2 separate regions of the Homo sapiens genome follow, and region 1 is linked to region 2. A link is a contact called in ENCODE Hi-C or POLR2A ChIA-PET data. All regions are on one chromosome and are shown on one strand. Each heading gives the region's core, a stretch centred on a gene start or an enhancer-like site at or near the end of the contact. The rest is flanking DNA. Distances are from core to core; before and after follow the strand shown.

Region 1 (3,750 bases), core at 808-3,307, 42 kb after region 2:
CCAGGATGATCTCTATCTCTTGACCTCGTGATCTGCCCACCTCCGCCTCCCAAAGTGCTGGGATTACAGGCGTGAGCCACCGCGCCTGGCCAAAGGCCTGCATCTTTTTTTTTTTTTTTTTTTTTTTTGAGATGGAGTCTTGCTCTGTGGCCCAGGTTGGAGTGCAGTGGCATGATCTCGGCTCACTGCAAGCTCTGCCTCCCGGGTTCACGCCATTCTCCTGCCTCAGCCTCCTGAGTAGCTGGGACTACAGGCGCCCACCACCGCACCCAGCTAATGTTTTGTATTTTTAGTGGAGACGGGATTTCACCATGTTAGCCAGGATGGTCTCGATCTCCTGACCTCGTGATCCGCCCGCCTCAGCCTCCGAAAGTGCTGGGATTACAGACGTGAGCTACCGCACCCAGCCAGGCCTGCATCTTGAAGTGAGTTACTGAAGACAAAGTTTGGCGCTAATTTAAATAATGTGACTGATGCGACTGATTGCGACCACAACGGAAGGGTACCCCACAGGTCACAATAATTATCCCAAAATTAACTGAAGATGCCCACTGTTACTTCTGTTTAACCATGTGTTAACCATGTAGTTATGGGAACTACAATGACGTTCACTACCTTAGAGAAACTTACAATCTTGGGCCAGGTGCCGCACTTCACAACTATAATCCTAGCACTTTGGGAGGCCGAGGAGGCTGAATCACCTGAGGTCAGGAGCTCGAGACCAGCCTGGCTAACATGGTGAAACCCCATCTCTACTAAAACTACAAAAAATTAGCTGCGTGTGGTGGCAGGCACTTGTAATCCCAGCTACTCGGGAGCCTGAGGCAGGAGAATCACTTGAACCCGGGAGGCGGAGGTTGAGGTGAGCCAAGATCGCGCCACTGCACTGCAGCCTGGGCAATAAGAGCGAAACTCTGTCTAAAAAAAAAAAAAAAGAAAGAAAAACAGAAACTTACAATCTGTTACAGGAGACAGCAAACAAAAATAATACAAGGTTCGGCTGGGCGCGGTGGCTCACGCCTGTAATCCCAGCACTTTGGGAGGCCGAGGCGGGTGGATCTGAGGTCAGGAGTTCAAGACCAGCCTGGCCAAGATGGTGAAACCCCGTCTCTACTAAAAATACAAAAAAATTAGCCGGGCATGGTGGTGGTCACCTGTAATCCCAGCCACTCGGGAGGCTGAGGCAGAGAATTGCTTGAACCCGGGAGATGGAGGTTGCGATGAGCCGAGATCGCGCCACTGCACTCCAGCCTGGGCGACAGAGCGAGACTCGTCTCAATAATAATAATAATAATAATAATAATAATAATAATAATAATAATAATAATAAGGTTCACGTACTACAAAGCAGAGAACAGGGAGGGGAAGGAATTAGAAGAGAATTTCTATGGGCAGAGCAAAGTCATGGGTCACGGGAATCACGAACTGGGGAAAATTATTTGTCAGGTTTAATTAAAGGAAGAGGAACAAATAGAGTTTAAAGATTAGAAGGTTACAGGTGGCACCCCACAATCCCCAAAACAAACCCCACCTCGGCTCAGCCCCAGTCACCTCCCAAGGGGGTATATCTTGCCCAGAGAGCCTGAAGGCAGGGGCATTTGTTTTTACAGCCCAGTCACTATTCTTCCAGACAAAAAAAGCATTTCCTGTGAGGATGAAGTGATTACCCCAGGTCACCTGGCCACATTCCTCTCCGGGAGCTGGTGGCCACACCACCTGGCCGCCCCTCCACTAGCGCCGCGCTCCGAGGTCACGCAGCTGCCTGCGAAGCCCTCAGTGAGGCCGCCTCCCACCCCCTGGAGACGTGGTCTCCCCTCCCGCGAGGGTCCCTCCGACCCCACCCGGGCAACTAGGGCACCGCGGGCTGTTACCCAACTAACCATTAAGCGCGGAGCCGAGCGCGTGCGTGGCACGGAGAGGCGGGGCGGGTCTGGTCTGCGCTCTCGGCACCATGCGGCCCCCAAGACGTAGAGCTTCCCTGCCTCGGTTTGAAGGGACCGCTGGGCTGCCTGATTACGCGCCCCCGGCCGAGCCTGCGCACTGGGGACGCAGTCGGCCCTCGCGTCCTCTGCTGCCCGAAACAAGCGCGTGGAAAGCTTGGTCGGGGCTTCTCACAGCCGCGCGCACAGACTGGTTCTCCCCCCGCGTCTCCCGGGAGCGTCGCCGCCACCTGCACGCGTCCGGCACACAAACGTCGGTCTCACCCCTTAGTTTCTGGAAGAGAAAAAGGAAAAGCCACCGAGAGGCCTGACCCTGAGGGGTCGGGGGGAGATGCGGGCGCGTAGTAGAGGGAAGCGACTGAGGAGCGGGGACTGGGCAGCATTTGAATGGATGCGGGTGCCGCTGGCACCCGGGAAGACGCCTGGGAGCCGGCGCTGGGGAGCCGGGCATGGGCTGGGATGTGTTTGGATTCCAATCTGGGCCTGACACCAGTTCAGTGACCTCGGGAAGTTCCCCAACCCTGCGGGCCTGTTTCCTCCCTCTGAAGTGGCGACAGTAATAGAACCGACCTCGTAGGCTCATCGGGAGGTCCTGATGGGAGAACCCATGCAACTTGCCACCACAGAGCCAGGCCCGCGGCGACTGGCTCCTGGTGGGTATTAAAGACGAGTCGGGAAAGAAGAGCAGGTAAGAGGGCGGGGAGACTGGCCCAGTGGGTTGGGGTGTGCACCTCGGCCACGTGGAAAAGCGAGAATGCAGGGGCCGGACGCTTATGGACGATGCATATGTGGGGCCGGATAGAATTGTGGCAGGCGGCGCTGGGGCTGATGCGCCTCACCCAGATTATCCTCTGTAATCCTCACAGCCCTGTGAAGTGGGCCCTGCCATGAACATTTTGTAAATAAGGCACCCGAGGCTCAGAGAGGTGAAGTAATTTTCCAGACAGCCCAGCTCGTCAGCGGCCAGCATTTGAAGTCACACTCCAGAGCCTGTTTTTATCATAATAGCCGCTGTGACCGCATAACCAACGTGTGTGTTGAAGTGATCAAATAACCATGGGGTGGTCTCTGATGTCCAGGACTTTTGAGAAATACTGAAAAAGTATGAGGCAAGGCCCCTGCCTTCAAAGAGCTTTCAAGTTTATGGGAGAGACTGAGTCAGGCGCAAATTAACCAACATCTGTTGAGCACTTACTGCTTGCCAGGACCCTGCCCTTCTCTCACTGTCTTCCTCCCTTCCAGGACTCACCCCCTCACTTACCCTTCCCCTCAATTCTCACAAGAGATTGAAGAAGGGTAGAGACTGGAGGATGAGGCTGGGCGCGGTGTCCCATGTCTGTAATCCCAGCACTTTGGGAGGCCGAGGCAGGTGGATCACCTGAGGTCAGGAATTCAAGACCAGCCTGGCCAACATAGCGAAACCCCCCTCTACTAAAAATACAAAAATTAGAAGGGTGTGGTGGCACTCGCCTATGGTACCAGCTACTCAAGAGCCTGAGGAGGGAGAATCACTTGAACCTGGGAGGCAGAGGTTGCAGGGAGCTGAGATCATGCCACTGCACTCCAGCCTGGGTGACAGAGCGAGACTCTGTCTCAAAAAATAAAAAAATAGGCCGAGCGCAGTGGCTCACGCCTGTAATCCCAGTACTTTAGGAGTCCGAGGTGGGCGGATCATGAGGTCAGGAGTTCGAGACCAGCCTGGCCAACATGGTGAAATCCCGTCTCTACTAAAAATACAAAAATTAGCCTGGCGTGGTGGTAGACACCTGTAATCTCAGCTACTCAGGAGACTGAGGCAGGAAGAATTGCT
Region 2 (3,784 bases), core at 724-3,223:
GCTGAACTGCACTGGCATCATGGGTGTGAGGGCCCTCCCACTGCCAGCCTCTGTGCCTTCCTCTCCCAGGCCCCTGGGTTCACCTCCTGGCCACACAAGCCTCAGGGAGAGGATACGGATTAACAGTGTTTGTACAAATTGCAGGGACAAGGGAACATTTCCCCTTCGTCCTTTGAAGTTTTGCTGAAAATCACTGACAAGAGGCAGATTAGTGAGAGAAAAAGTAGACAAACAGATTTAATGTGTACATGGCAGACTTCAGAATAAAGACCCAAAAGATACAGAGGAAATTGTCCATTTTTATGCTGAGGTTCAACAAAGTATGGACAGCTATGTAGAAATGTGACTGGACAGGCTGGGCACGGTGGCTCACACCTGTAATCCCAGCACTTTGGGAGGCCAGGTTGGTGGATCACCTGAGGTCGGGAGTTCAAGACTGGGCCTGACCAACATGGAGAAACCCCGTCTCTACTAAAAATACAAAATTAGCTGGGCATGGTGGCACATGCCTGCAATCCCAGCTACTCCAGAGGCTGAGGCAGGAGAATCCCTTGAACCCGGGAGGCGGAGGTGGCAGTGAGCCGAGATTGCGCCATTGCACTCCAGCCTGGGAAACAAGAGCTAAACTCCATCTCAAAAAAAAAAAAAAAAAAAAAAAAGCCAGGCATGGTAGCTCATTCCTGTAAGCCCAGCACTTTGGGAGGCCAAGGCAGGCGGATCACCTGAGGTCAGGAGTTCGAGACCAGCCTGACCAACATGGAGAAACCCCATCTCTACTGAAAATACAACATTAGCCGGGTGTGGTGGTACATGCCTGTAATCCCAGCTACTCAGGAGGCTGAGACAGGAGACTTGCTTGAACCCAGGAGGCGGAGGTTGCAGTGAGCCGAGACTGCACTATTGCACTCCAGCCTGGGCAATGAGTGAAACTCTGTCTCAGGAAAAAAAAAAAAAAAAAGTATGATTGGACAAAAAGAGTACGATCTAACGCTAACAGACTGAGTGGGGAATCCCAGCAGGGCCGGTCTGTCTAGATTCTTCTTGGCCTCTCAGAGCACGCATTCCTGCATTCCTTCCTTCTGAATGTGGGGCAGGACCCTCTCTGGAATGGGGGTCTTATAACCCATAGTCAAACAAGGCAGGTCAGGTAATTTCTTTATGACCAGTTTTTACACAGAAAGGCAGAGGCAAAGTTAGATTAATGATTTTTGGTTTTATGGCTGGCTTTGGGGAAAAGGTGCTGGTTTCAATGACTTGGTGGGGAAGAGGGATTCTATGGCTAGCCTTGGGGAGAAAAGGATTGAGAGACAAGAGAATGGATAAATAAAGAATGCTGAGGTCACCCAGAAAGAAGAAAGGCAAGAAGCAGCTACCAGAGTTGGGGAATAAGAGGGAAGCATTTTATAGAAGCTTGGAGAGTGAATGAGGGTGCCCTGAGCAAGTGGGGCTCAGACCCCTGACTCATGGAGCCAATCAATTCTATAAAGATCCAAATGCAAAACTAACAACAAATGTTGTTTCGACATATGTACCGATGTGGCAAAATTTTTAAAAAGCAAGGGAACGATAAACACAAATTTAAATGGCAATTACCTCTTCCACAGGGAGGCAGAGGGGTGGAGGAAAAGGCACATATAGGACGATGCAAGTTATATGATTTCTAGTTCTCGTGAGTGATGGGCTCATGGGTGTTGATCGTATTTTGTTTTATAAGTAACATTTAAAAATATGTTTTGTGGTATCTCCTTTCTGAAAAGGACCCCAATGTTTCCTCCCTCCTAGAATTCATATTCCCTCTCACATCGTACCAGGGTTGGCCTGTGTCAGCAATAGAATATGGCAGAGGTGATAGTATGTCACTTCCAAAATTAGGTTCTAAAAGACACCATGGCTTCTATTTTGGTTTCTCTTGCCTGCTGTCTCTTGGCATATTCGCTCTGGGGCAAGCCAGCTGCTATGTTCCTAGCAGCCTACCGGGAGGGCCCAGTGGCAAGAAATTAAGTCTGCCAAGGACAGCTGTGTGAGTGATCTTGGAAGTGAATCCTTCCCAGCCTTCAGATGACTGCAGTCCTGACCAACATCTTTTTGTTTGTTTGTTTGTTTGTTTGTTTGTTTGTTTGTTTGTTTTGAGATGGAGTTTCGCTGTTGTTGCCCAGGCTGGAGTGCAATGGCGTGATCTCGGCTCACTGCAAACTCTGCCTCCTGGGTTCAAGTGATTCTCCTGCCTCAGCCTCCCGAGTAGCTGGGATTACAGGCATGCACCACCACGCCTGACTAATTTTGTATTTTTAGTAGAGACGGGGTTTCTCCATGTTGGTCAGGCTGGTCTTGAACTCCCAACCTCAGGTGATCCGCCCGCCTCAGACTCCAAAGTGCTGGGATTACAGGTGTGAGCCACCACGCCCGGCCCTGACCAACATCTTGACTGAAACTCACGAGACACTGAGCCACAACCTTCCAACTAAGCTGTTCCTGGATTTCTGACCCTAGGAAACTGTGTGAGGTAATAGATGTTTGCTATTTTAAGTCAAGACATTTTGGGGATAATTTGATACATAAGATTAAATAATTAATACATAATTATTTGATATGCATAGAATATTGAACTTTAAAATATGAGTGGGGGTCTAGGGTGTGGTGGCTTAACACCTGTAATCCCAGCACTTTGGGAGGCCGAGGTGAGAAGATTGCTTGAGGCTAGGAACTTGAGACCAGCCTGGGCAACATAGCGAGACTCTAACTCTACAAAAAAAATTTAAAAATTTTAAGATATTAGCCTGGCATGCTGGTGCACACCTGTAGTCCCAGCTACTCAGGAGACTGAAGTGGAGGATTGCTTGAGCCCAGGAGTTCCAGGCTACAGAGAGCTATGATTGTACCACTGTATTCCAGCCTGGGTCACAGAGAGACTATGTCTCAATCAATCAATCAATAATGAAAACAGTGAGAGGTAAAAGAAAAAAGAGAATCTAGGTTTGAGGGAGGCCAGCTGGAAGTAATATGAGTGGTGCCCTGACATGCAGGGAGTGGGCAGCCTGGAGGAGGGATGAGTGGGTGCCCAAAGGGAGCCGGGATCCTGCCAAGAGACTGCAGGGCCTCTCTGCCCACACGAGGGCGCCCCACATTGCCGTATCTGGGCTAGGGGATGGGAAATGAAGACCAAGAAAAGGCCTTCTGGGGAGGGAATGTCCTGTGTGCCCACACACTGGCCCCTCTCTCCAGGTTTCTTGAAGGTCAGCGTGAGGTCCCTCTGGCAACTGGAGACAGAGCCGGTTTTCAAGCCCTGAGAATGCATGCCTCTGCAAGTCAAGGCTGTCTCCTCTGCAGGGTAGCATGTGTTATGGTTGATTGTGAGTGGTGGCAGTGAGGGTGTGAGTGGGTAACTGTCAGGCCTCTGAGCCCAAGCTAAGCCATCATATCCCCTGTGACCTGCACTTACACTTCCAGATGGCCAGTTCCTGCCTTAACTGATCACATTCCACCACAAAAGAAGTGAAAATGGCCTGTTCCTGCCTTTGCTGATGACATTACCTTGTGAAATTCCTTCTCCTGGCTCATCCTGGCTCAAAAGCTCCCCTGCTGAGCACCTTGTGACCCCCCCGCCCCTGCCCACCAGAGAACAACCCCCTTTGACTGTAATTTTCCTTTACCTACCCAAATCCTATAAAACAGCCCCACCCCTATCTCCCTTCGCTGACTCTCCTTTCGGACTCAGCCCACCTGCACCCAGGTGAAATAAACAGCCTTGTTGCTCACACAAATCCTGTTTGGTGGTCTCTTCACA

What was found. A loop is a pair of places that touch in the nucleus more often than their neighbours do. ChIA-PET counts read pairs that join two places held with the same protein, here RNA polymerase II (POLR2A). Pooled maps may share reads with other maps.
Region 1: a map of Caco-2 shows a loop between it and region 2 (6-fold over the local background). The contact joins the promoter of LINC01357 here to the enhancer-like site in region 2. A Hi-C loop is called at or near these places in 3 of 168 maps with a recorded cell type or tissue (Caco-2, endothelial cell of hepatic sinusoid and endothelial cell of umbilical vein), 1 of 37 single-sample maps with no recorded cell type and 3 of 50 pooled maps. POLR2A ChIA-PET finds 5 or more read pairs at or near these places in 10 of 52 experiments (Caco-2, GM12878, H1 and 4 more).

The regions. Positions count from the first base shown.
Region 1 is chr1:112,847,800-112,851,549 of GRCh38, forward strand. LINC01357 (long intergenic non-protein coding RNA 1357) reads left to right here and starts at 2,058. Exons shown (of 2, transcript NR_189282.1): 1 at 2,058-2,628. It overlaps LINC01356 (long intergenic non-protein coding RNA 1356), which reads right to left and starts at 2,844. Exons shown (of 7, transcript NR_103746.1): 1 at 1,881-2,844; 2 at 1,155-1,251.
Region 2 is chr1:112,806,283-112,810,066 of GRCh38, forward strand. No RefSeq gene overlaps it. Among named protein-coding and RNA genes, the nearest start is that of LINC01357, 42 kb to the right of the region's middle. RefSeq lists enhancers at 2,871-3,392, 3,108-3,387. Within about 2 kb of position 1,974, at least 3 of the 41 ENCODE cell types and tissues checked have a DNase peak (open chromatin) inside an H3K27ac peak, as active enhancers do.